Linked DNA regions of Mus musculus: all the other regions are linked to region 1. The links are chromatin loops, found by intact Hi-C in ENCODE. Cell type or tissue: heart. All regions are shown on one strand. Each heading gives the region's core, and the rest is flanking DNA. Links, peaks and the distances in the headings are about the cores only. Region 1 holds the start of Efcab14 (EF-hand calcium binding domain 14). Region 2 holds the start of Atpaf1 (ATP synthase mitochondrial F1 complex assembly factor 1). Region 3 holds the start of Mknk1 (MAP kinase-interacting serine/threonine kinase 1). Region 4 overlaps Mknk1 (MAP kinase-interacting serine/threonine kinase 1). Region 5 holds the start of Mob3c (MOB kinase activator 3C).

What was found. Peaks named below come from ENCODE experiments on the same cell type or tissue, not always from the same donor. Only the 100,000 strongest peaks of a DNase experiment are listed, where the experiment ranks them.
Region 2: a loop joins it to region 1, with 2.1 times the contacts of the local background. A loop is called at or near these places in 7 of 42 quality-filtered maps.
Region 3: a loop joins it to region 1, with 2.3 times the contacts of the local background. A loop is called at or near these places in 19 of 42 quality-filtered maps.
Region 4: it touches region 1 in a loop (2.7-fold over the local background); 13 of 42 quality-filtered maps call a loop at or near these places.
Region 5: it touches region 1 in a loop (2.4-fold over the local background); 18 of 42 quality-filtered maps call a loop at or near these places.

The regions. Positions count from the first base shown.
Region 1 is chr4:115,735,203-115,741,452 of GRCm38, forward strand. Efcab14 (EF-hand calcium binding domain 14) reads left to right here and starts at 2,568. Exons shown (of 11, transcript NM_001368627.1): 1 at 2,568-3,638; 2 at 5,190-5,338. The coding sequence starts at 3,457. In heart, for the core only: a CTCF peak has its summit at 2,763 (motif pointing left); a DNase peak (open chromatin) is centred at 2,439; H3K4me3 peaks cover 1,975 bases; H3K27ac peaks cover 1,164 bases.
Region 2 is chr4:115,782,140-115,788,389 of GRCm38, forward strand. It overlaps Atpaf1 (ATP synthase mitochondrial F1 complex assembly factor 1), which reads left to right and starts at 2,867. Exons shown (of 9, transcript NM_001369233.1): 1 at 2,867-3,165; 2 at 6,123-6,231. The coding sequence starts at 2,912. It also overlaps a transcript of Tex38 not described here. In heart, for the core only: a CTCF peak has its summit at 2,934 (motif pointing right); a DNase peak (open chromatin) is centred at 2,922; H3K4me3 peaks cover 1,839 bases; H3K27ac peaks cover 1,494 bases.
Region 3 is chr4:115,836,592-115,842,841 of GRCm38, forward strand. Mknk1 (MAP kinase-interacting serine/threonine kinase 1) reads left to right here and starts at 2,607. Exons shown (of 13, transcript NM_021461.5): 1 at 2,607-2,690. In heart, for the core only: a CTCF peak has its summit at 2,672; DNase peaks (open chromatin) are centred at 1,840, 2,590 and 3,590; H3K4me3 peaks cover 2,021 bases; H3K27ac peaks cover 1,183 bases.
Region 4 is chr4:115,844,087-115,850,336 of GRCm38, forward strand. Mknk1 (MAP kinase-interacting serine/threonine kinase 1) reads left to right here. Exons shown (of 13, transcript NM_021461.5): 2 at 4,134-4,276. Among named protein-coding and RNA genes, the nearest start is that of Mknk1, 8.0 kb to the left of the region's middle. In heart, for the core only: a CTCF peak has its summit at 3,428; DNase peaks (open chromatin) are centred at 2,783 and 3,505; H3K27ac peaks cover 1,724 bases.
Region 5 is chr4:115,824,667-115,830,916 of GRCm38, forward strand. It overlaps Mob3c (MOB kinase activator 3C), which reads left to right and starts at 3,414. Exons shown (of 4, transcript NM_175308.5): 1 at 3,414-3,575. In heart, for the core only: no CTCF peak of the experiment used is centred there; DNase peaks (open chromatin) are centred at 3,345 and 3,795; H3K4me3 peaks cover 2,356 bases; H3K27ac peaks cover 1,463 bases.

The sequences.
Region 1 (6,250 bases), core at 712-5,711:
CACCATGAATAGGTACCTCGATTGCCTGTGGATTATAGTGACCATAAACAAGATGTGTCTGTGTCTATGAAACGGTTTGTGAGTTTGGTAACCTCATCGTTCCATTTCCAGCCCACCAGGAAAGCACCAGGGCAGATCTGACCAATAAAACTGTTTGTGATGATAGAATGATATGAGACTGTGCTTTTCTATGGCCACTAGCCACATGTGTCTACTGGGTAAGGAGCCAGTGGTGCCAAGGGAACAAGTAGAACAAAGCTAAATGGGACATTTACCTGTACATTTGGCATATGTGGTTTGTAGCTTCTGTGCTTGGTTGGAGCAGCTCTAGAAACAAGAAGGGACAATAAAAAATGGGGCATCTATACCACAACTCCAGGCTTCAAAAGCATCAGCCACTGTCTCCTGCAAAGTAGATGTTTATTTCAGGTACAGAGTTGGGAAACAACCCCAGGAAAGTCCAACAGCTGTCTCCCGACAGAGCTGGAATTGCAAACAGGATTAAATCTCATGACTCCAAAGCTCTCTCCTACCTCTGCAGTACTCTGTTCACATATGTGAACATGCCATCGCATATCTAACAGGTGGTTGTAATTAGGTGCTTACCACTGGGTTCCACACTTAAAGGCAAATCAAGACACACACCTGGGCTTTAGGAGGGCTTCCTCAGGCAAAGGCAGTGTGCAGCTGCCACAGTGAGAATATAGGGATTTAAATCACTTTGGTTTCCTTCCAGGTAGCTCAACGCACCATGTTATAAATATCATTGACGTCTGCTGAGTTTCCAGTTTATATTTTAGGCCATCGTTCCTGCCCAGAATTCCCTATGGAAATACCAAGCAGCCTACTGGATTTCGAATTTAGATATCAAATCATCGGCTTCTTGACCTTGTCCCCAAACCTTCCCCCTTCTCGACAAATGGCAAGGCTCTTCTCACAGCACCGTTCCGAACTTCTAGGGTTGTCCATGGCTCCTTTTTTTTTTTTTTTTTAATTTTCTTTCATCTAATCCACCGACAAATATCTTTAACTCTATCTACAAGAAGCATACAGCATACTGGCCATCCCCACTACTGCCACTCCGCTGTCCTCTTCATGTCTATCCAGACCGAAGAAATACTTGGCTCCCTCTCTTTTTGTTGTTTATTTTCCAAACAGTAGTCAGAGTCATCTTTTTTTTAAAAAATTACTTATTTTTAATTTTATGTGCATTGGTGTTCTTCCTGCGTGTATGTCTATATGAGGGCCTTGGAGCTCCTGGAACTGGAGTTACAGACAGTTGTGAGCTGCCATGCAGATGCTAGTAATTGAACCCAGGTCCTCTGGAAGAGCAGTCAGTGCTCTCTTAATCCCTGAGCCATCTCTGCAGCCCCTAGAGTCATCTTCTATAAACTGAAAATTCAGAGTATGTTCCTCAATGGTTTTTCAAACTCCTTCTACAAAACCCTGCAAGGTTTACTTCCTGATGTTTCTGTAACTTCATTTCCTATCACTTTTTTTTTTCCAAACCAGGTCTTTCTGAGCACTCCTTCATGATACCATTTTACTTACTCTCTGGCTTCCTAAGGATCTATGCCCAAAAATCCCTTCATCAAAGACAACAGGCATGCCTCACCCTATCTTATTTGGGTTTCCTTCATAATATGCATCCACTTCTAAAGTGTAATATGTGTGCCTATTGTTGCTTTCATGCTCAAATACAAGCTGGAGCAGATGAGCAGATAAAATAGAGGAAGCCCAATTGAATTTAAATTTCAGATAAACAATGAATTATTTTTCAATATGAAGTTGTCATAGATATTGGAGGGCTCTTATAATTTAAAAAAAAAATAGCTAAACCAGGTGTGAGGATGCATGCCATTAATCCCAGAACTCAGGACCAAGGCAGGCAGATCTTTGCGAGTTCAAGAACAGCCTGGTCTACATAGCTAGCTCTAGGGCAGCCAGGACTACATAGAAAGCCTCTGTCCAACTCCCTCCCCCCTCCCCAAAAATCACTGTTTATCTGGTATTGGAAATTTACTAGTGTTCAGTATTTTATTTGCTAAATCTGGCAACTCTATACAGAAAGGAAAACACATTGGTTATTGTGTTTATGGCAGCATCCCCAGAGCTAGAATAGTCTCGATATTTCACCACCAGTAAATATTTATTGGATGGATGGGTGGGTGGGTGGATAGATGGATAGATGGGTGGAGGGATGGATGGAAGGACGGATGAATTATTCAACTGGGCCATTAAAACAATGAGCCTAAAGAACCTAAGAGTAAGAGGGATGGAGTCTTTCAAGAACTTTTCAGAAGGTGGAGCCTCGGGTGCCAGTCCCCGCCCCTGCTTCTCAGCAAGCAAAACTCTGCCTCCGCTGTAAGTTGATGCGGTCAGCCGCGGTCCGACAGGGGCGGGGCCTACTAACTGTGGCTCCAGACCCAGCACGAGCCAGAGCCGCGGCCCCTTTAACGTTCCACCTCCCCAGCACCACACGCGCCCTCCTGCGTGACGTCACCAAGGGGCGCCCAATGGGGGCGCGGCTTACTGGCAAGCCTTGCCCGGGGCCGCTGCCAAAGGGGAAGTGAGCTAAGACTGGAGCTATGGCCCGGGTCTGGAGCCTGCGGCGGCCGCCACCGCCAGCACATCCAGAGAAGTCGCGACCGAAGCAGGGGCCGGAGACGCGGCTGGACTGGCCGCGGCGCGTGTGAGTTGCGGAAGTCGCTGGTGGCGGAACACTTCAGGCTGGCGGAGCGGTGGTCACCCCTCATCACTGCGCCCCCTCCAGGCCCTAGCAGCAGGGCTCCCGCTCCTCTCGCGCGGGTCTCTACAAACTCAGGACAGAAGCCACGGGAAGGTGATCATCCCGAATCCTGGTGGGCGTCCCGGCCTGGGAGTTTTCTAGGCGCCCAGGCAGTGTTGGCGCTCTCCTGTCACCACCTCTCCAGTTAAGGATCAGCGAGTTCCCACTGCCTGCTCTGCAAAGTCTCCTCTCCTCCCATTCAAAAACAAGTTTATTTTCCTTCTGCATTGGGAATCTTGTCCCAGAGATCTAAAGTACCTTAGTTTTGTGTATCTTTCTCCCGCTTTCTGGAGCACTCCTAGAAATATTGGTTGCCTACACGACTTAGAATCTCGTGCTTGACTTAGCGGGTTGTTTTGTTTCGTTTTCCTTTTGACAGGTAATAGTTGTTTCAGAAATTTATCCATTTAGATCTCCAGTTCCTTGGCCATCTCTATGTAACTTCCCCCACCCCCCATCCCCCATCCACCTGAGTCCAATTTTCTCTGGGCTCTATTCTCCAGCCCTCAGTAGATCTGGTCAGTCCCACCTCTGGGTGGGAGTGATCAGGGGGCTCAGGCCCAGGATTTCCAACCCTGGAAGGCAGCTCCAAGTCAGCGAGAGAGTTGGGTGTTGGCTACGAACCTGGCAGCTCAGGAGTGGGCCCGCCACTCACCCCCCACAAAAAGATGAAAAAGCGCAAAGAGCTCAATGCGTTGATCGGCCTGGCTGGTGACCATCGGAGAAAGAAGACCAAGCAAGGCTCAGGCAGCCACCGCCTGCTTCGCACTGAGCCTCCTGACTCAGACTCAGAGTCCAGCACAGACGAAGAGGAATTTGGAGCAATTGGAAATCGCTCTCGTTTTGTCAAGTGAGTGTAGCAGTGGGGAGGGCTGAAATGGGCAAAAGGCATCTTGCACTACTACCAGCCGGGCAAATGGATGAGAAGGAGAGGGGAGTCCCTTGGAAGAAAAAGGGAAGTAGGCCTTGGAAAACAGGGAGAAAGGATGTTGGACAGGGCAAGTTCTAACTCTTAATAAAGAGTAAGCAGTCACTCTAATGTCTAACAAGAGCTTCAAATCTAGGGTGGAAGTGTGGACTTGGGGAATGGGCTCATAGCCCAAGAAGGAATTAAAAAGGTTACTCATGGAGACAGAGGAGCAGAGAGGCTCTTGGGGCTAGGCATTTTTAAAAAGTAGGTCAAGGGACCTTAAGACCAATACTCGTTTTGTGTTTCTTAACCAGCTTAGATATTGGTGATAGGAGAATATGGTGAAGGGCTTACTGTTGAAAGTGTGAACCTTCGATAAATAATATGGGGGTGGGGGGAGCAGTCTTTTTTACCAAACCAGTTTCAGGTAGAGCAACCACTAAACAAATGAGCTTTGAGGATTGGGGGATTAAGAGGTCAGTTTGTGAGGCAACTGAAGGAAACCTCAGCCATTTGGACCTGTCAGAGAGCAAACTAAAAGCAAAGGGAGTCCGTTGGGGTGTAGAGACCAGAGTTAGGCAAAGGGCTTGGGTCCTAAAAGATTTGTGATCTTTTAGCGGGCTCAGAATCTGTGTGCTTTTGTTAAGACTGGTTAGTTAAGGACTTTTCCAAGTTTGTGTTGTGAAGGTCATCTGATGAAGTGTGAGTCTCGAAAGTTGCCCTGCTGCCTTAGTTTAGAACTGAAAACTAGATGAAGTTTGATGTGAAATCTAGTGTGCTTCTATTTCTGTACTGCCAAGGCAGTTAAGTTAAAGAATATCAGGTGTCCACTTAAGCCAGCAGATCTAGTTTCTCTCATTCCATTTGCAGTAAAACTTGGTCAAGAGTTTGTGAAGTTTCAATAAATGAGGCAAGGTCTCCTGGGCTAAGTGAGCATGTATGGGGGGGGTGAGGGTGTGGAAGGGGATAAATTACAGTGAAGGGATAGAATTCCATAGAACCACTCATTTTTACCCTTCTTTCTGTCCATTCTTTCTTTTTATCTTATTACTACTAAGGATTGAGCTAGGTTCTAGTAGTAGGCATAGAACTTGGCAATCCCTCTTCCTCAGACTCCCAGGTACTTGGATTGCAGATGGGCCACTGGGCCCTTCTTGTCATTTACACTTCTCAAACCGAGTTCTGCTCCAAAGACCACCTTCCTGAATTGACAGCAGTGATCTAGAACCTGCAAGCTCTTCCCATGGCCCACGGGAACTCCCTGTTTCCTGTGCAGTTTGAAACCTTTGTACCCCGTAGAACTTTTCACGGGTCATATTCAGTAATTTGCAACCTCCTCCTATTAGACGCAAGTGTGTTATCCTGTGATCCTTGGTAAATTCATTGGTCATTCATTAGAGAAGATAATCGCATAGGAGCATACTGTTGCTAATAAAGCTGTTCTCATCACAGCTACCTTCTCGCTCATTGGTGAATGTTTTCTTCCAACAGGGGAGACTATGCCCGATGCTGCAAGATCTGCTGTCCCCTCTGTGCCTTTGTCATCCTCGCAGCCTGCGTTGTGGCCTCTGTGGGCTTGGTGTGGATGCAAATGGCTCTCAAGGAGGATCTGGATGTCCTCAAGGAAAAATTTAGAACAAGTAAGTGGTCAGGTTCTCTTCAAGTCTTGGGGGAAACTGGCCCATGCTGAATTAGGAATTTGCCCGTTCTGGTAAGCAGTTGTGCATCTTGTTCTGTACACTAGCTTAACTGTCGGCTTAACTGTAGTAGCACTTACTTGCTTTTCAACCCATAAACAAGCCCAGTGGTTATGTACCATCTGACAAGTAGCGTCTGAAATTATGACACTGCAGTTAACTCAATGCAAAGGGGAGCAACTGTAAACCAGAAACCTGATTATACTCAACCTACAGCCTAGCCCCAGGTACAAAGTGGCTGTTGAAATACCACAGTTTCCTTCTACCTTACAGAGCCAGCAATTAAAATGTGGAAGCATCTGTCAGGTGACTTCCTCTTTCAAAACACTGTGTAGGAACATAGGAGTGGACAGCATTTATTCTAAGAGCCACCATTTATGAAGTGTCTGCTTGTGCCAATTGACAAGTAAATTGTTCCCCAAACAGGCCTCTGACATAGGCATTATTTTGCTCTCCCCACTCCCCCGTGTGTGTGTGTGTGTGTGTGTGTGTGTGTGTGTGCGTGTGTGTGCGCGCGCGCGCGCGCGCGCGTGTGTATGCACATGCCTGTGCAGTGGTAAAGATGAGAATTACTATTTGTGTTCTTAGAAGAGGAAGCTGGCTGGGCCAAATGGTTCAATAGGTATAGACACTTGCTGGCAAACCTGAGTTCATTCTCCGAGATCCACCTGCGCTGGAAGGAGAGAACTGACTCTTGCAAGTTGTCCTCTAACTTCCACAGACATGCTGTGGCATGCACATACATACATACATCCGTACACACATATATACATACATAAATGTATGTTAAAAACAAACAAGCTGCCGGGCAGTGGTGGTGCACACCTTTAATCCCAGCACTTGGGAGGCAGAAGC
Region 2 (6,250 bases), core at 505-5,504, 47 kb after region 1:
CAAGGTCTGGGCTATAGCCTTCAAAGTCTTACCCCATGTGACCTTCTTCTGCCCAACCTCTTTAGTTTCCACAGCCTCCCAAAATAGTGCCACTGGCTGGGGACCAAGTGTTCAACACATGAGCTTATTGAGAACATTTCAGATTCAAACCAGAGCAGGCACTATTTACAGAGTTCTTCCCAGAATGCCTTTCCCTCCGCTCTACCCTATTTGCCCCTGCTTTTCCTCTTCTTTAGCTGGTGTTTTCCACCATCTCCTGGTCTCTAAGTCTTGGCATGCTCCAGGGCTCAGTCTTTAGCATTCTATCTATGTTTCCTTCTCAGTGAACTTACCCACATTTATAACATTAAAGAACACAAATGCACTGATGACTCACAACTGTAACCTCCAGCCTGGAACATACCTCAGAACTTCAGATTCACATACCCAACAGTTTGGCTGGCATCCTTCCTTGCCTATCTATCAAGTTATACTTGACCTTGGGCTTTGAGGTGGGACAAATTACTCACCCTTGGAGGTTTCCACATTTGCTCCACATACTCCAAGTTCCGCAGTCAGAACGATCCTTTGAAGAGTAGGCCATGTTACTCCTCTGCTTAGACTTCCCAGATCAAAAGCCAGTTTTTAACCATGACCTTCAAAGCCCTGAGCAATTTAGCCACTCAACTCTGTGTCATCTCTACCTCTGTCCCCTCCACCATGGGGATATGCTTTTGCTATTTTCAACACTATAATCCTGTCTTACATTTGCTGTTCCCCTTAGCTAGTCTGTCCCTGCAAGTATCATACAAGTCGTTCCCTCATTACATTCAAATATCTGCTCAGGCAATACCCTATTTGTGTCTCTCATATCTTCCTTTGCTTTTCTACTTACGAGTGTTTATCTGGTTCCACTAAAATGTAAATTCCATGGGTTTCTGTAAACAAGGTATTTACATAAATTCTATGGGTTTATGTAAACATTGCTGTTGCTGTGATAAAAATAGCAATTTTTTGTGAAGCAATTTATAGACGGAGGCCTTGTTTTGTTTGTTTTTTTGTTTCGTTTTTGTTTTGTTTTGTTGGTGGTGGTGGTATTTTTGTTTGTCTGTCTTATGGGTCTAGAAGGGGGGAGGGGATCCATAATGACAAAGGAGACATGACAGCAGGTGGCTGGGGTACGAAGCTGGGAGATCACATCCTTATCCATATGCAGGAAGCAAAAAGCAGTGCCTGGAAGTGGGGAAGCCTACAACTCTCAAGCCTACCCATTGATATACTTCCTCCCGCAAGCCTCCACCTCCTGAAGGTTCACACCCTCCCCAACAGGGAGCAAGAATTCAAATACCTGAGTCTGTGGGAGGCATTCCTACCTCAGACCACCAGAGGTCTAAAGTTTTGGATAGTTATATCTTCTGTAAGAAGTAGACTGGGGCCCGGCGTGGTGGCGCACACCTTTAATCCCAGCACTTGGGAGGCAGAGGCAGGTGGATTTCTGAGTTCGAGGCCAGCCTGGTCTACCGAGTGAGTTCCAGGATAGCCAGGGCTATACAGAGAAACCCTGTCTCGAAAAACCAAAAAAAAAAAAAAAAAAAAGACTGGAAAGGGTTGGGGATTTAGCTTAGTAGAGTGCTTACACAAGGCCCTGGGTTCAGTCCTCAGCTCTGGGTGGGGGAAGAGTAAAGATAGACTATAAGGAGGAATGGGGGAGAGATGGCTCAGCAGCTTAAAAGCACTTGCCCTGTGAGCCTGGAGAGCTGAATTAGATCAGCTGGAAAGGAGTTGGAAACTGGAAAAGAAGGAGAGAGCCTATTTCACAAAATTGTCTTCTGATTTCCACATGTGCTTCACCACACTTGAACACAATTTTTTTTTTTAAAGGATGGGGAGGTTTCTCTAGAGGTCTCTTTGAGGCGCTGAGAGAACTGAGTTCCAGATGAGGAGGAGGCAATGCATGCCTGTTTGAGCAGAGGAAACAGCACGTGGAAAAATTCTGAGCCAGGTACAGGCCAGCAAAGTCAGACTTCCATATCTCCCAATGCACTGTCCCAGCATCGAGAGTCTGATGTCTGAGCGCAGGCTGTATTGAACAGAGTTTGGAGTCCCTGTTCCTGCCTCGGGAGAGGTTCCTATCAACTAAGGTCCAGATAAGGACTTCCATGTGACTGCCCTCACATAAGGTCTGCTTTGGATGGTAGCAGGTGAGATACCATTGTTCCTAAGCTCAAGTTTGGTTCAGCAAATGAAGATGGTGACATTTTGGTTGAGAAGGGGAGAGCCCAAATAAAGACTTGTCCAGGATAATTCCTTATGTCTCTGAGGAAAGTAGTTCAATTAAATGCCAGGAAGGAACCCAGACTTCAGAGGCATTGCGTTTTTAAAAAGCTTAGCTTTTAGGTGGAACTTACTACTTTAATGGTTCACAGCCTGTTTAGCTTCTCCATCTGTAAAATGAGGTTAATATCTACTTCATAGGGTATGAGGCCAATGGAACCTTCTGCAAATAGACACTGATAAAGAGAAGCTTCAGCTATGATGTTCAGACATCCTTTGCAGCTAAAGAAACTGTTACAGCTAGTGCCAAGTAAATTTAGAAAAGGGGCAAGCCCTGTGAGAACCCGAAGATGCAAGCCAGCTTTCCAGAAGCCTGGCGCGCAGAGGCTGCTGGTCGGGGGTAGGGGGTGGGGTGAATCCTGGCAGACTCCCGGGAGGAGACGCGCCACGACACCCCTAGAGCGGGTGGGCAGAACCGGGAGCTGCCAGCCCGAAGCGTCGTTGTCCCTTCTCCACTCCAGCACCCGGAACCTTGAGCGCGCGGAACCTCGGTGGCGGAACGCGGGCCTCGCGGACCTTGCGGGAGATGGAGCAGGCGCGCGGGCCGGGGGCCGAGGCTGACGCGCCCGAGGAGGAGGAGGGGGAGTCGCAGGCGGCCATGGCGGCGGTAGTGTCCGCTGCGGGTGGAGCGTGCCCCGCAGTCCTGCAGGTGGCGGGTCTCTACCGAGGCCTGTGTGCAGTGCGCAGCCGCGCCCTGGGGCTGGGGTTCGTGTCACCGGCACAGTTGCGCGTGTTCCCGGTGCGCCGGGGCTCGGGCCTGCCCCCCGAGGGAGCAGACGGCAGTGGGGTCAGCGAGCTGGAAGCGAACCCCTTCTACGACCGCTACCGGGACAAGATCCAGCAGCTGCGCAGGTGCGGTCCTGGTCGGGTGGGGGTGGGGACTCACGACCGGCGGGCAGAGCTTCCGGCATGCACTACTCTCCGGGACGGTGGGCTTGCCCTGGCCCTGCTATACCAATAGTTTGTTTCCAAGTTCAGAGAGGCCAGGCCACTTGCCTAAAGTCACATCTCTGCAGACTCTTTGGGTCTTTCCACAGTCGTCAAAACACTCTTTAAAGCCCTATGAAGAAGACAGCTCAGAGAAAGTTGTCCCCTACTTAGGAAGATGAAAATGAAGACCTTCAGCGAAGGCATTTGATTTGCTCAAGGTCACATGTTGAGTCAGCAGATACCTGCCTGAGAGATCAAGTTCACAGGCTCTCCCAGCTTAGGGCCCTGACTGCCTGGACAAGGAGACTGGGATTGTGGCAAAGACTGATATGATAATGTTACGTTTGTATTGCCCATTGAACCCTCTCACTAAGGAAATGTAGGGATCTGGAGAGAGGTAGAGTCTTGCCCGAGGTCACACAGTTGGTTAAGGTTTATCTGACTGTAACCAGGGTTCCTAAGGCGTCAGCTTCCAGAAGGTAAACCGTGAAGATGAAAGAGGTGTGGCTTAGTAGAAGAGAACTTGCTTACTATGCACTGGGCCTTGAGTTCCATCTCCAGCACTGAGGAGGAAAAGTGTCGTAGGGTTATGGCTGTTAAGGTAGGTAGAGTGGGTGCCTAGTTCCAGGACGAAGGATGAAGGTAAGGAATGGTGGTCTGAGAGTTTGGTGCTATAGGAAGGCACTTCTGAAAGGAAGCCAGACGTTACCGGCTAGAAGTTCTCTGCATTTTGTCTCATTTTAATTCCACTCCCTTAAGTTCTTCGTCTTCACGCGGGGCAGCAGCATCCTCTAACTAGGTGTACTGGCTGGTTTGGTGTGTCAACTTGACACAAGCTGGAGTTATCACAGAGAAAGGAGCTTCAGTTGAGGAAATGCCTCCATGAGATCCTGCTGTAAAGCATTTTCTCAATTAGTGATCAAGGGTGGGAGGACCCATTGTGGATGGTGCCATCCCTGGGCTGGTAGTCCTGGGTTCTATAAGAGAGCAAGCTGAGCAAACCAGGGGAAGCAAGCCTGTAAGGAGCATCCCTCCATGGCCTCTGCATCAGCTCCTGCTTCCTGATCTGCTTGAGTTCCAGTCCTGACTTCATTTGGTGATGAACAGCAGTATGGAAGTGTAAGCTGAATAAACCCTTTCCTCCCCAGCTTGCATCTTGGCTATGATGTTTGTGCAGGAATAGAAACCCTGACTAAGACACTAGGGTTTACCACTTCTAGCCCTGGAACCCTCCACCTGTCTGTCACTTTACCACGAATAGAGTGATCTTCTAAGCTTTTTGAAGCAATGATGGAATAAATGAGTGAATACTTTTGCTCTCCTTCAAACATTAGATAGTCTCAAATTGATTTTAAAATAGTACTTGACCTGCAGTCCTCTCCACCCACTTCTCTCTGATCCCTTTAATACACAAGTGTCTCCAAAGAGGTGTCTCATCTCACTGAGTACTTAGTGGGTCTATTCAGACTTACTCAGGGGCCAATAATGGTCTCTTTCCTTCCTTGGGTCATTCCCATCAACATTTATACATACTAATATTTCAGAAAGTGAGTTTCCCAAGGTGCCCCATTGAATTCTTCAGTGTCCAAACTGCTTAGCGCTTGATGTAAAACCTTCACATGCTAGTTCTCTGCCACTCTCTAGACCAATCTAATACCTAAACTGCAAATACTATGGTCTAGGTCTAGCTCTTAAATCATTGGAGGAATGTGTTCCAAATATGGGAAATAATAACACAGTCAAAAGTACAGTCATGAAACCACCTCAGTCATTTAAGGATGTTTGAGCAAAATTTTGTTACGGTTATAATTATCAGCAGTGCGTTTGTACATATTTATGTATCTGTCTATACAACTAGGTAGTAAGTTTCTTCAAGTAGGGACAGTGTGTTAGCTATTTTCTATGTGCCTAGAGCACAGCAAGAGCTCTCCTGCGCACGGTGCCCCTGTTTTCTATGCACTCACCATGGCAAGCTCAGGTACATCCGTGCTTATTAGCTGGGCTGACCCAGTCCTTCCAGAAGAAAAGAAAAGATCAGCCCATCTACATAGTAGTGAAGACAGTGACATTTGGTGTCACATCCAAACAGTTTTTGGAATAGGCAGTACCCTATAATGTCTTGACTATGAAGGTCTACCAAACGGTTAAACAAGCTATCCTTGGCTCCTCACCCAAACTGTTGTGTGTCTCCCAGGCAAGTAGCTAGAGTTCTTGGATGATGTTTTCATCTACGATTACAAAGCCACGCATCCCATAATCAGCTACACATTCTGACGTATCCTTAGTAACAATGGCTGCCTCAGCCTAGCCTTCAAGCCTGAAGAGCATCCCCATTTTAAGATAAAGGATGAATTCTGGTGTTCTGTCTGATAGGTCAGGGAGATGCTCAGGTACTAAGGCTTCTTCCAGAGCATCCATTTGGAGTACAGGATCTGATGGTGGGTATAGAAGGAGACGTCAAAAATTAGATATATTCAGGTAAAACCTTAACACTGAGTAGGCACGCTGTAGGATTCCTGCCTGTGGAGGTAACCCAGCAATATGACTTGACAGTATTCTTTCTCTCTTGAGTGGCTTAAGAACCTAAGAAAGCGAGCCCTGCATCACCTGAGCGAGTAGCCTGCAAAAGAAAAATAAAGCAAAAAAACAAAACAAAAACAGTGTTGCACTGCTGATCCCTAGAGGCTTACCTATAGCTGAGTAACTGGCTTTGCTTTCCACTGCCTTGACTTTCAGGCTTATACCCTGTTCTTAACTGAATGCAAACCCTTTAGCCTCATGGTGTCTGTGTCCCTTCTCTGAGGAGGTGCGATGGAGTGCTTCCTTATTTCAAAGCCCGCAAAGGCCTGCGTGCTTCACCTTTATTTACCTTTTGTCAGGTCTGACCCAGCGGCCTTTGAGTCCCGCCTGGAGAAGCGCAGTGAGTTCCGAAAGCAGCCAGTGGGGCACTCCAAACAAAGTGATTTTATCAAGTGTATGGAGCAGAAGGTAAGATGTACTGGGCCTC
Region 3 (6,250 bases), core at 427-5,426, 100 kb after region 1:
GCAGGTTTCAATCCAGAGCATATTCCCCAGGAGACAGCTAGAACTCACTGCCCCTAAACCACAACCACTCAGACAGGAGTCAAAAGCAGCTTGGTTCTGAAGATTCAACAGAGGTCCTCTTATACCTTCAAAAGAGCCGGCAGGGACTCTACCTGAGAAGCTGAGGCCTGAGCTTCTAGCCTTCCCTCTATAAACCACTTTCTATTTTATGATCAGAAGTGGTAGACTACCAAGATGGCACAGTGGATAAAGGCACTTACTGCCCAACAATGTAAGCGTGATGACCTAGGTTCAATTCTCAAGACCCACATAAAGGCAAAAGAAGAGACGCCACTTGGAATGGGGTCCCACTCATGTCACATACACAGTAGTAATGATTTTTTTTGAGACAGGGTCTCGTTATGTAGTGCTGGCTACCTTGGAACTCACCCTGTAGACTAGGATGGCCTCAAATTCACAGGGATCCACCTTTCTCTGTCTCCTGAGTGCTGTGGTTAAAGGTGTGCACCTCCACACCTGGCAGAAGTATCATTTTAAAATAGAAGTAGGGGTGAGGGTCTGACCTCTAAGCTCCTTCATCCTCACCCTGTGAATGGACATGATAATAATCCAGCTAATACTCAACATGTCTCAAGTGATTGACACAAGTCTTTAGCCAGCTGCCTGGCTCTCCTTCCACCCACCCCACCCCCAGTATCTGCTCTAGAATCTGGAAGGTTTTCCATTTTGCTGTTCCTTCTAATGCCCAGAGCCCAGTGTTCTAAAAGAGTGTTTTCAAACCCATTACAAATCATTATCTCTTCAGTCACTGGACAGTCCAGCTGTTAGAAAGTCCATGTACGTTGTGGAAGAGTTAAATTTATCTCAAATTTGAGATGTCTGGAAATATGTTAGGAAGGACATATGCACAGACAGACACACACACACTTGCTTGGAGAGTCTGAGAAGGATGCTTAGAGGACAAAGAGGGAGAGCTTTGACCTTAGTAATGAGAAATAAGAAGACTCTCACCTAAACAGGCAAAACCTAACAAAAGCAACTTACCTGGGAAGCCAGGGCTTAGTTGTCTTGTTGGCTCAGGATCTGCATCCATTGAGGGGACAGGGAACAGGGAATAAGCTGTCACCTCCACCCTGGGGCAGAACATCCCACACTGACTAATGATGCTGGATGAACTCAGCGTTCATGAGCCCTGTGGCCCTTTTATATGTTCGTGGCTACCACAGTATGGAACTATGGAATGCGGTCAAATAGGCCAGAGGAAGGTCTGAGTTCTACATGGTTTGCCCTCCTTCCTGGGAGCACCCTAGAGCCTTTATCCAATGTTAATTAACCATCATGGTTGCCATGGGGAGGTGGGTAGTAATTTTGAGAATCTGGATCCCAATCTATGCTTGAGTGACCCTGGACTGGTTGGCTATCAAGGGTTGGGGAATAGACTAGAAAGGGCAGTGAAGACACGAAGTTTGGTGGGCCTGGAAGGTTATAAGTTGAAAGAGATTGCAATATCCAGCCTTTGAAGGGGACTCAAATTTGGAAAGGAAGTAAATACAAATGCTTGGGAAAAAGACGTCCCTTTCCAGTCTTCATCTAGATTTGAAATCTAGCAAAGTCTTGAATACTTCCACTTCCTTCCCTCATATAGTTGAACACATAGGCCAGAAGAGGGAATAAATGTGTTTTAGAGGAGTGATGGGAAACGGAGATGCTCTTTAAGCCCCTTACTCTCCAGACCCTAACAACAATACTGAATGGGATAGGGAAGTTTACTTCACCACACAAAAGAAAACTGCGTCAGAACCTGAACTGAAACCAAGCACCCCGTCTTCCCGTCTCAGGCATCTGCAGCCTGTGGAAGTGAGGCAAGGAGGCTGGTTGGGGTACTACTCTAATTAGTACACAGAGGGGAGAGGGGGAGAGGGGGGAGGGGGGAGGGGGAGAGAAGAGAGAGAGAGAGAGAGAGAGAGAGAGAGAGAGAGAGAGAGAGAGAGAGAGCAGAGAGGAGAGAGAGCAGAGAGGAGAGAGAAAAAGAAATAGATCTTTAAGAACATTTGTTTTAGCTGTTGTTTTAGCTGCTGTAGTGGCACACACCTTTAATACTAGCACTCAGAAGGCAGAGGCAGGTAGATCTCTTTAAGTTTGAGGCCAGCCAGGGTTACATAGTGAGACTATTTAGAAAAACAACAATTTAAAAAATTTAATTACCGGAAGTAATGAACTTCTGTATACGCAGACCTTTATAGAAATTTTACAGTCATGCCCGGTGGTGTGCGTCTGTAATCAGAGAACTCTGGAGACTGAGTCAGAAGAAAAACGAGTTTGAAGTCAAGTCTGGAGTATACAAAAGGCCTTGTCTCAAAAATAAACTTTACTTAACAGAGCTGCCCTCAGGTTTACAAGAACTCCGTTCTGGCTCGCAGAAGTAACTATTTGCACCTGCAGCGTCTTCCACTTTCCGCTTGTAAAAGAAACCCGCAACAACCAGAGGACGCTCTGATATGCCACGCCTGCGCAGTGAACTGGCCTTGCTTCTCGCCACGTGTGGCCCTCGGGGCGCAGGCGTGACTCCTCCCCCTCACGCCTCCTTCTGCTCGGGCCCTCCCCCTGAGTTTAGCTCCGCCTCTTCCGCGTTCTCGACGGAGACCTGCAGGTGGGGGTGCTCGCGGCCGTTCCCGCGGTGGTCAACTAAGGTAAAAGTGAGCCAGCGAGGAGTCCCTCGGCGGGGAAACGGGGCCGGGGTCTGGGGTGCGGCGCTGCAGTCGCCCGGGAGGGGCAGACAGGGCCTTCTGAGCAGCTCGAGGTTAAGACCCGGTTCTTCTGCGGAGGAGCAGCCGAAGGGGACATCCTTTTAGAACTGTCCTCAAAGCTGCTTCCCTGCCCAGACCGCAGCGCATAAGATCCTCTTTCGGACTCTCAGCCCGTGCTTATGGACAGGCTTGGGTTGTGACAGGTCCGGAGCCGGTGGGTACGGGCTGTCGAGGAGGAGCTCAGCCTATAAGGAGTTTGAGCCTCAGACCAAACAAGGATACACTCAAGACTGACAGGGCTCAAGACAGTTCACTGGCATGAGCACATTATAAAATATGTGTACTTCGTTGTGTTAAATTGGCGGTTTCCACTTATTTTGCAATATAGTATACAAATGATTCTGCCACACTTTTTTCAACAGAGAGGTGGGAGTGTGGGTAGGATGCAGTCTCTTTCCTATAGCTGTAGGACTGTGGACCATCAGAAGCTAGGTAAGAGGGTGGGAGTGCTTGACTTTGGGGGTGAGCTATGCTTTCCCCTCTCCTAGGAAGCATCCTAGAACAACTCATTTTTCTCTCTTAGAGCTTTTTAAAACGAATATAATAATGTCACTGTGAGGGTTAAGTATGCTTATATGTAAATTGCCCACATGCAATGGTACTGATACATACGATTGTGATTTCCAGGAAAGAGTGTTTTGATCTGGCATATTTCAGGGAGGCCCTGGGGGGAGAAGCTGATGTAACCTGAGCCTTGGAGCCTCTGGGATTTACACGTGGAATTGACCTTGCAGTATGAGGAGGGAGCTCAAACTTGTTGACCACAGGCCTTGTGCCAAGAACCAGCTGAGTGGTTGATGTATAATGTTTCCCTGGATCCCCAGCCATCAGAGAGCTGCTGCCCACTGTCCCTAGCTTCGGGCCTTCTAAAGGGCCTGGGCTGGAAGTACTGTGAAGAATAGACACGGAGTCAGGATTGTGTATAGAAGTGAACTAGCAAAATAAATAAATAAATAAAATAAAAAACAAAAAACAAACAAACAAACAAACAAAAAAAACAAGCTGGGCGTGGTGGCACATGCCTTTAATCCCAGCATTCAGGAGGCAGAGGCAGGCAGATTTCTGAGTTCGAGGCCAGTCTGGTCTACAGAGTGAGTTCCAGGACAGCCAGGGCTACACAGAGAAACCCTGTCTCGAAAACCAAAAAAAAAGTGAACTAGCCAGGAAGTTTGGAGCCCCTTCGGAGCATCTGTTCCCACCTCAGTGTTCCTCTTTCTATAATCCAGGGTCTTTGGCTTGCATAGGAGTGTCATTTCTCTAGTGCAGATTTGGCAGTCAGAGGGCCTGGCACCAGCCAACCCAACCATGGAGAGAGAAGTTCTGAGAAGAAGCTGGCAAATTGCAGCACATGTTTAGCTAGGTCTCCTGTTGTGTGGTCTGTAGTTATTCAATAATATGGCACCTTCTGCAGCTTCTTCACGGGTGCTCACACCACATCTTTGGTGACGCGTCTCATCCTCCTGCTGGTTAGATGCTCCCAATCCAGTCTCCTGTAGCAGAGACTGAGCTTCCTATAGACGTCTTAGCAAAGTCTGTCTTGGGGTACATCACTCATATGTACCCCGACTACAGTTGGTGGCAAGGAGCCAAGTCTATGTCACACCTGCTCTTCATGGTACAGGACTGGCACATAGTAGGTCTCTGTAATGCTTGTGGTCAAATGAGTCAGTGCCTTTTTTTTTTTTTATCCCTCTTTGGTCTTTGTTTTACAAGCCATCAAGATTAGAAGGAGACCTCATGTTTTCCTTCATGGCTAAGGAGGGCCCTGGTTAGATGGATGTTGCCCTACTTACAGGCACCAGAGGCACAAAGGTGCAGGAATTCTTCATGAACCAAGATTCTTCACTGCTGTTATTGATTTCAGGCCCTGGCCTTGCTGTTGGTGAGTTTAGTTACAAGAGAAGTCGTGCAGTGTTCAGGGACCTGTATAGTCTGTGATATAGTTCAGGTACGAGAAAGCTCACAGGTGGCTGACTAATCAATTGTTCTGCCTTTGGCCTTGGTAAACAGTAGTCTCTTCCATGTGGGACCAGCAGCTACAAATTCACATTTTTCCTTGCCAACAGCCCCAACATATGGAATAGAAAGTTCTTTGTGTGTGTGTGTGTGTGTGTGTGTGTGTGAAGGCAGAAAGCATAGGAACCATCTAGTTACACTACCTTTATCTTGTGGATAGGGAAAGACTCAAGCAAGATTTCACAAGGACTCAGTCAAGGATAGAGAGTTCTGGAAGTGATATGCCCAGACACTTGTTTTTTCTAATTCTACTCTAGTGAATTAGTTAATTTGAGACAGCCCTGAACCTTGTCTCTCTGACTGATCTGGAATTCAGGATGTGCACAGGCTGGTCTTACACTCAGATCCACCTACCTCTGCCTCCCACATGTTGGGGCTAAGGTATGCCACACCACATCTGACCTTATTTGTATTTTTTAATTGTGTACATGTACACATGAATATAGGTTCCCAGGAAGATCATAAGAGGGTGTTAAATTCTCTGAAGCTGAAATTTCAGGTCATTTTGAGCCATTTACCATGAATGTTGGGAACTGAACTCAGGTCCTTTGCAAGAGTAGCACATGCCCTTAACTACTGAGCCATCTTTCTGGTTCTCTACAAAATTTTTAAAAAAGAAAGAAAGAAGAAAGAACTTAAATGAATTGATTTTAATTCTTTGAGATGGACTCTGTGATACCCAGGCTGGCATCAATTGCTAAGTCAAGTTCGTACCCTGCTTATGAGGGCTCCCAAGGAGTTCTACACGGTTGGTGAAGCTAACATTTATGACATACTTACTATGGACTGAGCTATAGTTTTGTTTCTTTTTTTTTAAAGATGTATTTATTTATGTGAGTACATGTTGCTCTCTGCAGACACACCAGAAGAGGGCATCAGATCCCATTACAGATGGTTGTGAGCACCATGTGGTTGCTGGGAATCGAACTCAGGACCTCTGGAAGAGCAGTCAGTGCTCTTAACCTCTGAGCCATCTCTCTGGCCCTGGACTATAGTTTTAAGTACCTTAAACTGTTATGGACTTGGAAACCAATGCAGATAGGAACCCTTTCCACTGTTTTCTGGTCTTATAGTTCTGGACTTAAAGTATAGTTGTCATGGCAGTCACCTACCCAGTGGGGTGGAGAGCTTGTTCCAGGAGCCTTCCTTCTCTGTGAGTGAAAGCCATCCTCATGCTGAAGAGATAGCCCAAGAGGAGTCCAAGATGTGCCAGCAGGATAGACAAAGGAATGTCGCAAGTCCACATGAGTACTAGCAGATCTCAGCTTAGGGATATGAATATGCCTACAAAATTGTTGGGCTGGTGCTTACAAGGCTCTGACCCCCAGCAATACAAAAACTGTCTGCTTATTGTAAAATACACAGCTTTAAGAAAAATGCAGTCCTAGATCTTTCAATAAAGAGTCCCACTGTAAGCTGGAAAGATT
Region 4 (6,250 bases), core at 893-5,892, 110 kb after region 1:
AGACTTTAAGTTGGACTGTCTGGGTTTAAGTGCGGGCCCTGGCACTGGCTAGCTATATGACTTGGACAAAGTTATTTAACTTTGCATAGTTTCAGGTTTCTTCATCTGAAAAATGAGGTACAGATGTCCCCTAGCTCATAGGGCTGCTCTGAGGACTACAATGACATTAAGCAGTTCAGTGGCCAGCAGGCAGCAGATGCTTAGTGAACAAAAGCTGTCTCAGTAGCAATATTAGTAATTACATTAATAGCCTGTTTGGTACTGATTTCATAGGAAGTGTGTGCGTGCTTGTGTGCATACACACATACATGTTATATATAATATGGACATATATAATTATATAACATATACATGTGTACATTACTCTGACATTGCTGTTCTCTCTCTTCATTGTCCCATCAAGAAGCTGGAAGTTAGGGCAGTTGGGTAGATGTAGCCTTTGTCCCCTGTGGCTGGAAGAGAGGGTAAGCTTACTATAGGAGGCCAGTCTGGGCACTAAAGGAAGCCTGAGTCACCCCAGCAGAGGCAATGGCACCTATTAGACATCTAACATTAGAATTCCATCATAGGATTCCAAAGCATGACACCACAAACGTGCTCGGTGGGAAACAGTCCATTAAAATGCCAATGGCTTGATAGAAAATCTCACCTGACTCGGGTTTCCCACACCTGTCTCCACAGTAAACAGGACTAGAGCAGGTGTTTATTTCCTTTCCCACAGCCTTCAGCAAGAGTTGCAAGCAAGGCCCCTCCAGTTCACTTGCCAAACAGAACGACAGTATGGTGTCTCTGGAAAGTGGTGTCTAATTTAGCTCCTCCCAGTTTAAAACCCCCTGGCCTTGACTTAAGCAAGTTCTTATTGTTCTGTTGCCCATGAATATGGAAAAGTTCCCTTTGATTATAAAGGGGGATGAGATCAAGATTTTCTTATGAGAACCTTTTCTGTACCTAAAGACAAAATCCAGTTAGGCCTCATCTTCGCTTCTGCAGGCTACACCGCCTGGATGCTTTCACCTCATCCTCAAAACCTGTTTTCCATCGCTCAGATCCCATTGGTTATGCTGCTTTTCTCTCTCTGAGGGTTTCCCTCTTCCTGGCAGTGACCCAGACTCTGCTAAACAGAGCCTAGCTAAAAAAGTTTAAGGGGAGAATGCTTCAGAAGTCTCACTGACTCAGTAAGTGACAGCTTTGTGTGAGGTGAGGGACCCAGAGCTGACTCAAGTGAGTCCACTCTGTCCTGGCTCAGCCTAGGGGAGGCTATGATGAAGGATCCCAGGCAATCTGGGTAAGTTACGCACACTGCAGGAAGCTGGAAGTTAGGGCAGTCGGGTAGATGTAGCCTTTGGCCCCTGTGGCTGGAAGAGAGGGTAAGGGTACTATAGGAAGGTAAGTCTGGGCACTGAAGGAAGCCTGAGTCACCCCAGCAGAGGCATGGCACCTATTAGACATCTAGCAAAGACTTTAGAGGCTCAGGTCTGGCTTTTGGGATCAAGGCTGAAAACACCATTAACCTCAGCCTTTTCTGTGTCCCCCAGATGTTCTTCATCTTGAAAGCCAAGTGATGGACCCATTGTGTTCCGTGAGTCTCAAGGTTCCTGGTAAAGAGGGAAAGTGGCCCAAGGAAATTAGGAGTGACAACAGAACAGTCAGGCTAACTGGACTCTTAGACTCCTATGTATATAACTAAAACAGCCAAGCCCCTCTCTGCTTTTGTCCTTCGTGGATACCATGTTCTCTTTTGCTGTAGTTTCCAGAGTGTCCGTCTATGTTGTTTTCCAGAGCTATAGTTGACATGGGGAGGCTGTCTCACAAGGTGTAATAATGGGAGTTATGGAGTGCCTCTTAAATTGTAGACTTTGGTGTCACAGTCTCCTATCTCACAGCATATGTTATTGTCCCTGTTTTGTAGATTATGTCAGGGAGAGGAGTTAAGATGCATGTCCCGTGCTGCTAGTGTGTGCCAGGGCCCGGGGTATTTGAAAGCCCATCTGCTTTATTTCATCAGCTCTAGACTGGCTCCAAATGACTGGGAATAAAGAGTCTATCATGGAATTCTGAATCTTGCTTTTGTTTTGTTTTGTTTTGTTTTACATTAGACTAGTTGTTGGCAAATTGTGGTTTGCCAGCTCTTTTTGTAGGTACCACAAGCTAAGAGTGCTTTCTTGAAGTTTTTAGTGTTTGGAGATGGAGAATCAAAAGGAGATGAACATTTCATGAGACACAAAAAGTATGTGAAGAAATTCAAACTGTGGTGTCCAAGATTAAGGTGTGGTTGGCATATGTCATCATCATTCATTTGCATCCAATTTGTGGCTGCACTTTTCCCTAAAAACGGAGCAGATAAAGCAACAACCAGATGGCGCACACAGTGTGAAGTATTTACTATCTTTTTAAAGTATTATTTATTTACTTTTATTTATATGAGTACCCTATAGCTGTCTTCAGACACACACCAGAAGAGAGTGCATTGGATCCTATTATAGATGGTTGTGAGCCATCATGTGGTTGCTGGGAATTGAACTCAGGACCCCTGGAAGAGCAGTCAGTGCTCTTAACCGCTGAGCCATCTCTCCAGCCCCAGGATTTATTATCTTATCTGGCCCTTTACAGAAAAATAATCGCTAGCCTCTAGTAACACTAAAGGCAGCAAGTTAAAGTTCATGGATATTCAAGGCTGACCCTGGAAGGTTACTAGTGGGAACAGGAAAACATACCAGCCAAACTCCCTTGGGCTCTAGAAATAGTTTTGCTGAGCCTGGGAGAATCCTTTGGGAATACAAAGCACAATAGTTAGGGCTGTCCAATGTGCTGAAGTCTCTCACAAGCAGCGAGCAGGAAACTTTGTGAATGGAGTGATTCATTCAGATCCATGGGAGCCCTTTTGTGCCAGATGCTGTATTAAATGCTAAAATATCTAAATGAAAATATATACTACATCCTGTCTTTAAGGAGTTTACAGGCTGGTGGGAAACTCATGGTGTGGATTTGTGTTGTAATGGAATAATGGGAGCTAGGTGAGATGCTGGAGTGAGTACGAAGAGTCTAGACTACTTTTCGAGCTGGTAGTGTCCTCTCGGGAAGTTGCTGTGGACCTTGACAGATAAATGGGAATTCCTTTGTCCAATTCTCTAGAACTGGAGTTACAGATGGTTGTCAGCTATCATGTGGGTACTGGGACTTGAACTCATGTCCTTCGCAAGAGCATCAAGTGCTCTTAATCACTGAGCCATCTCTCTGGTATGAGGATTCGTTTGTAAGGAGCTATAGACAAGGCTGAGGGAACAGCCTGGCAACCTGAGCATTTGGAACTCACACGGAGGTGGGGGGAGGGAATACTTAATGGTTCTGACTAGGTAGCTGAAAGGATGATGTAATCGGATAGAGAAGAAGAGAAATCAGGAGGAAGGAAGCTGCCGGTAGGGGCTGCGACAAGTCCAGCTTGGCAAATGTGATTTGAGGTAATGTTGAAACGCATCCAGTTTCCACTTAGGCACAGAAGCTCAGAATTCACACTTAAGCACATTTTCAGTGCTTTTGCCTAGAGAAAAGAGGAAGTGCAAGTGTGTTTCACAGAGCAAAAGTTGAGCAACTTTGACACATGATAACTAAAGCCAGGGAGTTAAAAACAGCACCATGCCTACAGAAAATGAAGTCATCACTTTGGGAATCAGCAATGATTGTTTTTGGCACAAAAGGGACTCTATTCTTACCACCTGCTACTCTCAGGGGCTGCTTTATCTTGCTGGCACTGTTACCCCTCGCCTGTGAGGCTTGGGCCTGGCCACCAGGAACAAGCTCTTAAGCACCTCTCCCAAGCGAGCAGGTAGGAAGCGTCAGCTTGAAACCTCTGTGTGAGACTCTCAGAGCCGAGAGAAAGGTCTACCTCCATCTTCATGGCAAGATACATCTTATACTGCCTAGAATCCACAGTGGGAGCAAAGCTGATTTTTTTTTTTTTAATTCAGATTTCCATCGGTCAGCTTTTAAAGCCCAGGGACATCTGTGACTCCTGTGTGTACACCTGCTTCCAAGTGTCACTCACAGAGCTGGGGCACTTGGGTTGATCAGCATCTCCTCTGGTCTTCTTGGAGAAGCCAGCAGTTTCACACTCTCTCTCCTTCCTCTTCTTGAAGATCTCTGTGCTGGAGGAGATGAAGCAGAAGCAGGTGGCAGACTAAAGGACACTGGCTGGACAGAGACCAGCAGATAACTCCCTGTGGCTGGAAGACACCAGTCTTGGGATTCCTCTGAGACTCCAAGTTAAAGAACCTTGTGGGTAAGATTGGATGTACCGTTCACCCCTCCCTTTTCTTTAAAGCCTTATCTTTATTTAATTTGTGTTAGTTGGGGATGAGAGTGCTGTATTGTGGCTATCACAGGACAACTTTCTCAAGTGTCAGTCCTCTGGTTCTGCCATGTGCCTTCCAGGGTCAGACTCAAGTCATCAGGCTCGGAGACAGGCTCCTTTATCCAAGGAGCCATCATACCAGCCCTCCACTTACTTTTTTACATTACGTTGAGTTGAACATTTCCCATATTTCCAGAGAAAGGCGTGAGTTCAAGGTCATTTAAGCAGTTGATGGCTTAGCCTTCTCAGGTCTCAGTAACTTCCTATAACAGTTACATAGTAAATAAGATCACAGCCCTTATGGGACAAAATGGCAGAGGGACAGAAGGAAAATAGAACAGTAAGTAAAACATGTAAGATAAAGTTGCCACACCGTAACAAAAAGAGACAAAGTTCAGCAGAAGTGTCCAAGGTAAAATTCTTGTGTCCCTTGAGTCTTGTTCTTCCCAAGGAGATGTTGGAAGTTCTATCTGTGTGTTTATATCCCAGACACGGCTCATATACTGAGGTTGTGGCATGTTCTGGCTTTTGCTGTAGCCGGAGGCCTCATCATTGCCAGGCAGGTTTTCTGTCAAGCCTCAGTGACTGATTTGGGACACATAAGGGTTGAGTAAGGTTGTTTTAGCCTGACCTGTGACATAATACCAGCTGCTGGATGTCACCTGTTGTCACCTGAAGCCTCCTGCTGGCACTGCCATCTTCCCCTGCTCCCCACCTCCTGAGCTCCCGTTCCTCAAGCTCTCTTCTGTTGGCGCTACTGTTCACATGGCTGCCTTTGGCTAAAAGCGTAGCTTCATACACCTGCATTGAGGCCCCACTCTGTGGCTGGCCCTGTGTTAGAGAAGAACCCTCTTTCAAGGGTGGTCATAAACTGACCTCCTCCTCCTCTGTCTCCAGTCGTTTGGCAGGACAATTTTGGCCTCTGTGGTTTCCTCCCTCATTCTATAGCATGCCCTTCCTGTCCCTGCCACCGTTGTCTCTGGTGTAAGCCTTCCTTATCTCTCTCTGGCCTGCTGCAGCCGCCTGTCTAGCCTATCTCTGAGTAACTGCTGTTTGCACTGCATATCACAGCTGGCTTGAAGGCCACAGTGCTCCTGGCTCCCTCCTCATTGCCCAGCACAAAGGTTCACAAGTATGCCACACAGAACCCCTTCCAGGGGATCTGCAAGACCAAAAGCTTTCAAAGTCGTGGTCACGGATTATTTGTTGCTGTGCTGTGACAGTGGGAGGTTAAGGCAATGGCACAGAGCTGTGGCCCTGCCCATGCTGTTCCTCACTACCACCTACGTAACAGCCACTTTCACTTAAGAATGCCCTTGACAAAGCAGCAGAGGTGTTAATTTTACAGAATCTCACCTGAGGACCATCTTCTAATATTCTGTATGGCATATAGAAGATGCACTTACAGGATACTTTTATGCAGCAAAACACAATGATGAAGTTCCAAGAAATGTCGCTAGCAGGACTGTTTGGATTGTTAGCTGAGTAAAAAGCAGCTGTTGCCATTCCTCCACAGAAGAATGATTATTGGTTATTAAGGGTGGAAAGAAGACAGGGACCAATGTTAGCGGAGGGCCTTGTGAACTATATTAATGAGCTTAGATAGCTAGCTTAGCCTGCTTTTCTCAGCCCTTATATTGTGCTCCCTACCCAAGCCCTGCCCTTTGCTACTGCTTGTTTTTGTATCCTGTAAGCACACACTTCCTGTTCCTGCTTCTCTGTCCTTCTGATGTTGTACCTCCTACCAGGAATTGCAACATGGCTGTAAAGGCTCCTGGTGACCCCAGGATGGGAGCAGAGGGAGAGGATGAGTCTGAGGTTTTGGCTCTGGGTATCTGAGTATCATAGCCCTCTTGAAGGCCTGCAGAGTATCACCCCATGCCATTTTCATGCAGCTGATTT
Region 5 (6,250 bases), core at 754-5,753, 90 kb after region 1:
AACCTGAAGAGATGGGCCCTGTTGGAGCCCTCTGGAGCCACTTTACCATATTTAGGGCACTGTGAGAGGGAACAGTGACTCACCAGTATAGATGTACAGTGAGTACTGGACAGTTCCAGTATACCACCAAAGACGGTGAGCCTAATCCAAGGTCACACAATAGATACACAGTACAGCAGGAACTTGTCTGCATGCTCTGGGTCTTCTTAGCCTCAGACGGGCCTCCTGAAAGAATACAGCCCAGACTGAGAGTGGCAGAAAGGGGTATGGGCATTAAGAAACCCACACCATCTCTCTCTGCTGCCCCAACTCCAACTCTTCCTATCACCTGCCCTACAGACATCCAGGAGTCTGCACATGACCCTGGAACTTCAAAAATTCCTTCAGAATGGATCTCCAACATAGCCCACAGAGAGTCTCTTCATTCTTCACTAAATTCCTGCCTTTTCTATAAAACCTAGCTCAGAGGCACAGAAAATGACCATGTGCAAAGCCACAGAGGAAGTTGTATCAAATTCCAAAGAATCTCATAGACCAAGATCTCTGACCACAAGGCAATGTAAAGAGCAGTGAACAAGAAAAACATAACTCTTCCTAGGATGAGAAACTAAAGTCTCACTTCTAAATCATCCAAGAGTTAGGGAGAAGCAATTACAAATGGCATTTGTAAAATATTTAGCACAAAATGATAAGAGGAGCTTGAGCAGTTTCTAAGTCATTTCCTCTGTGACATCATCCCTTACCCAACACTGTCCTCCCAGCTCCGCATCTAGGGGGCTGATCTCTGGGCTGTGGCAACAGGTTCCCTTGTCCTTGGCTCTTAATGGGACTTAGCTACGGGGAACTTGGCCAGAGAAGAGAGGGAAATGAGACCCTTATTGACCAGTAGTTTTTCTCTTGACTGCTATGATCTGGGTATGGTCTCCACCTTAGGCCACAGAGCTAGCTATAGCCTTCTCATATCTCCTATTCCCAGTGTACCTCAGCTTAGGGTTGCTGACAGCTATCTGCAGTCCTTGCTATCTCATTGGTGGTATAGTCTGTACATGGCTTCCCTACAACTAGTTACATCTATATGCAGTGCCACTGTTAAAGTCTCCTCAAAACAGGGTGCTCTGGGTTGCCTGTGAATATCCCCACCCTTGCCTAGCATTGGACCATCAGTGCATTATGTACCCCACTTCTATCTCTGAACGACTAAGCTCTGACATGGTTACCTGCATATGTTGTGTTGCAGCTGCTGATCTGTCAGCACCTGAAATCAGTGACTGATTCATCATCTTAATCTCAGCACACTGTCACACTCAACAAAAATGCTCTGATAATTATATCAAATTGACAGTATGTCAAATGTGAATTCCATCAACATGTAAAAGTTTATAAGAAATTTTATGCTGGAGAAGAAATAAGTCCTTACGGGGCTGGAGAGAGGGCTTAGTGGTTAAGGGCACTGACTGTTCTTCCACAGGTCCTGAGTTCAATTCCCAGTACCCACATGGTGGCTCACAACCATCTATAAAGGGATCTGATGCCCTCTTCTGGCTTGCATGTATGTGTACATGCAACAGAGCACTCATACATAAATAAATTTAAAAGAAAGGAAGAGAGAAAGAGAGGAAGATAGAGAGAAGCCCCTAGTCAAAGATGAGTCCTCAGTTCTAACCTAAAATTCTTTTTTAAAGAGGATTTATTTACTTTATGTATATGAGTACACCATTGCTCTTTCCAAACACACCAGAAAAGGGTGTCAGATGGTTTTGAGCCACCATGTGGTTGCTGGGAATTGAACTCAGGACCTCTGGAAGAGCAGTCAGTGCTCTTAACGGCTGAGCCATCTATCCAACCCCTAACCTAAAATTCTTAAGGATCTAAGTGTGTTCTCATGTGGTTGAGAAAGCAGACCCAGAGCCAGGGAATCCAATGGAGCAGTTGTGTCTCAGTATAAAGCCTCAGGCTCCAATGTCTCCGCAGTCACTCCTTCTCGCTTTCATGTCCTCCGGGATGTCTTCGGCAGCCCAGCTGCCTGCCTTGGCCTTCTGTGGTACTTACTTTTTATGCTGTAACAAAATACTAAGGAAAAGCTTTTTGTTTTGGCTCACAGTTTGAGAGTGCAGTCCACCATGGTAGGGAAAGTATGTCAAGACAGGCTCTAAGCTGTGACAGCAAGAGTCTGGAACAGTGGTGAAGAAATGGAGGTGGATGGACACCTGTGCTCTATTGGCTCCCCCACCCTCACCCACCTTTCTGTTAGTTTAGTTCAGGATGGCAGGAGACACATTCAAGGAGAGCCAGTCCTCCTCAGTTAAACAACCCCTTGGGAATACACACTCCCAGAGAGGCGACTCCTTGGTAGTTCCGAAGCTAGTGAAGCTAACAATGAAGGTTAACCATAGCACTCACCTAGTAGAACTCTGTCTTCAACCTCCTCACCCTAGGCAGATCCTGCAGACAGGTTCCTGGGGCCAAGCCATGGTATGCATTGAGCACTGATGTGGGATAGCAGCCTGTTTCCAGGGGAGGAATCTAGGTAGAAGAGTGGGTAGTGTAGATCAAGTATGCAAAGGTTTGGAGCCAGATGGAACAGGCTGGGAGAGAAGCCATTCTAAAGAACAACAGAGACAAAGGAAGATAGGAAATGGGTAACTTTGGATGGTGTGAGAGTCTACAGAACCAGAACCAGGTGCAAGGAAGGCGAGGTCTTCTTTGAACATTCTTTGGGAATGTTTCTGTCTGGACTGACCCAGTCCACGGCTCCCATACGTGTGCTATTCATTTAAGTGTTTGGTTGTTTTGGTTTGGTTTGGTTTGGTTTTGGTTTTGGTGTTTTGTTTTGTTTTGTTTTGTTTTGTTTTGTTTTGTTTTGTTTTTAAGAGAGAGAGAGACCATCTTACCACCTAGCCCTGGCTAGCCTGGCTGGCTAGCAGCCTGGAACTCAAAGATTTGCCTGCCTCTACCTCGCTAGTGTTGAAATTAAAGACATGCGCCATCCACCAGCAGCAGCCTCCAGTGGTGGGTTTTGAGTTGCTCTGTATGGCAGTGGACTGAAGCTGAACACATTGGCTGCTAGGAACTTTTATTGAATTCAAAGACAAGTGAAGCTCAGATAACTGCAGGAGGGCTAGGAAACCATTCAAACCACAGCGGTTTTTCTTTCTGCTTCAGGCGGAAGCTAAACTTGTTCCCATTCTACAGCCTATGAATCTGAGGCTATCTCCTTAGGGAAGATCCAGGCGGTCCTTTGGGGCGGCTCCTCAGTTAGTCCTTTGCCCTCGGGGAGACAGCGAGCCCGATCGGACTTCCCACTTCCCGGAAAGGCTAAAGAGAAGAGTAAGTATCCTGGGACGGGGGAGTCCCTTTCCCCGCCCCTCCCCGCCCCGTGGCCGCGGCGTGGCTGAGCCTGGGGCGGAGCTGGCGTCTCCTCGAGCACTGGCGGCGGGACGGCGGCCGCGGCCCAGATCAGACTGGTGGGTAGACGCTGAGACCCGCACGGCGGGATCACAGGCCGGAGGACGACCGGCGCGTTGCGGTGTGGCCGCAGGGACAGAGACCCGGAGCTGTCCACTCAGGCGGAGCGGGTGAGTGAGCGCCGCGTCTCCGCGCCCCCCAGGGCCCAGTCTTGCTTCCACTTTTAGTTCTTCTTGGTCCTCGCGTGGCACCTTCTGGAAGCGACTCCGGCCCAAAAGCAGGCTGGCCACAGTCCTCAGCCCAGGGTCCGAGGCTCTCAGTGTCCGAAGTCCGGGGTGGGGGTGGCGGTAGCTGGCGGTGGTGGGGGGCGTGTCTTCAGGAGCGGAAATGTCAGGCTGGCTCCTCTGGGTCCTAGGACCTGTTTGGCCCTAACAGCTGAAGCTAAGGGGAGGTTCTTAGGAGCTCGCGGGAGGTAGGGGCGGGTCTGGCTGGACAGCGCTGCGTCTGTCGCTCCCTCTTTCTCTGAGAATCTCAAACTTAGATCTTGTCCCGCAGGGCGTGCTAGGCTAGATTCTGAGTTCAAACTGGGACCATCTTCTGGCTGATTCTAAGCCAGACTAAGGAAGGAGCAGGTGTGTCCCTGGCAGGGGACGAGGTAAGACAAACAGGCAGTGTCAGTCAGCCTGTGCTCTTCATCTAGGAAGATTAAATGCTTGGTCACGGAGTAAGCAAACCACTGACCACCTACCTAGTAATTAAAGTGGGGGGTCCACAGGGAAGAGGAAGAGAGGCTCCGTGTGAGGCTGGGAGAGGATAGTGCTAACAGACGGGATGCCCTCTTAGCTTACCTTCCGTACTCACCTCCAAGTTTACTCTTTCTAGGAAAAGTCCTGGGGCCTAAAGTTCTATACTAAGGAGGTGGGGCCTCTCTACTCCCTTCCTTCACAATTATCTATATCAGGCCAGTGGCCAGACAGCAGGAAAGGGACACTTTGTACCTTGTCATAGGCTGAGTCCCTTTTTATACCAGTCCCCTACTTCTAACTTGCTGTGCAAATTCAGGCTCCTCAAATCCTCCTCCTAGGCCTCAGTTTCGCCATCTGTTCATGTGGGACGTACCACTTGACCTCTCAGCTATCCCAACGTGTGTGTGTATGTGTGTGTGTGTGTGTGTGTGTGTGTGTGTGTGTGTGGTGCTGTGGGTATATGAAGATGGGCATGCAGAGATGGAGGCCCAGAGCTGATATCAGTTCTTTCCCCCTCACTTTTCATTTATTGAGAGGCAAGATTTACTTTCAAAACTTAATTACATTTATTTATGTGTGTCCACACACTTGCTCATGCATGCACGTATGAGCTCGGGAACACACACATTTATGTGCGCATTACAGTGCACATGTGGAGGTCAGAGACAGTTTGTGGGAGTGCTCTCCTTCCACCATGTTGGTCCCAAGAATCAAACTCAGGCAAGTTTACCCACTGAGACATCTCCCCAGCCAACTCTAAGACTCTAGAGTCTAAGCTAAAGCCTAGCCACCAACTTAAGTCCTGACGGAGAGGGGTAGGAACAAGCAGTCAGAGAAGCCACACACAAGGTTGGGATCTGGAGGAAGCTGCCAAAGAAGGGATCATTCGGTCAGATAGAAAGAGAAAACAGAAACTGACCAGCAAAAGACACACAGGCAGGACAGTGAGGACATGTTTAGGGATCAAGAAGAATCCCAGGGTGGCTGCTGGAGGCCGGTGGGTCAGGAAAGGTAGGCTGTGGAATTGAAAGGCAGAGTGAGAGAATCTGTAACAATCAATCAGTAATGGGGAGGCCAAAGGAAAGCGGAGGCCTCAGAAATGCCTTATCCCCTCCCTTTCTTCCCCAGTCCTGCCCCAGCAGTTATCAATGAAAAAGGAAACTTGCTTCAAAGTTGAGTCAGAGGCAGTCAGAGGTAAGGATAAGCTTTCTCTGCCACTGTCTCAAGCCTCATTCAGTGTGAGGCTCAGGGCTCAGACTAACCAGGGCTGGGGGCAAGCCAGAATTTAGCATGGAACTTGAGCTTAGTTTATAAGTCTGTGTTCAGGGTCCGTGTTCAGTCTGTGGCTGTTGCAGTCTTGGCCATTGCCTGGATCTGCGTCCTCCAATAGCTCATGTATATTGGTGCGCGAGATGAAATGCCTGAGATGCTCAGACACCTACCTGTAGGGTGTTCAAGGATTCGCATGGACTAAATCCATGGTGATGCAAGCAAGCTAGTTTTGAAGCAGGGACAAGATCCCAGGACTTTGGGAGACTCTGGTGGATGCTCCCTGAAGTCTGTGCTGAGTCTGGGATCCTTCTATTCTAAGAGGTAACGCAAACATGCAGAAGGACAGGTAGGGTGAGTCTGGCTGTTCTACCCCAGCCCCCAGTGCTAGGTGCATACATAGTAGGCATGCTGAAAATCCATGGAGTGTTGGGTGCAAGGGGAAGGTCAGCGGCTCATACTGTTTGGGAATTGAAGGAGGGGTTAGCTTTGAGGAAAGGAACTCTAGTGTCTGTCAGAGGAAGTAACACTGTTCTGGGCCTGCCACCCTCCTCTTCCTGCAGAGCCTGCAGCCACACTTAAGGCCACTCAGCTGGCCTTGTGAGGGCCCTTTCCTCTTTCAGTGTAAAGAAAACGGAAAAGACATTTTTGGTAGAAAAGTCCCTTCTGTTCCCTGGGAATCCCCGGTGGCCAGATGGACTTCGGGATATCCCAGAGGAACTCAAAGTCCACCCCCCTCTCAAGTACAGCGCAGCCAGGCTCTCTCACTACACAGATGGCCTATGGGGCTTCCAGAGGATACCTTGTCTGGGGCCTGCAAAACCCTCTGT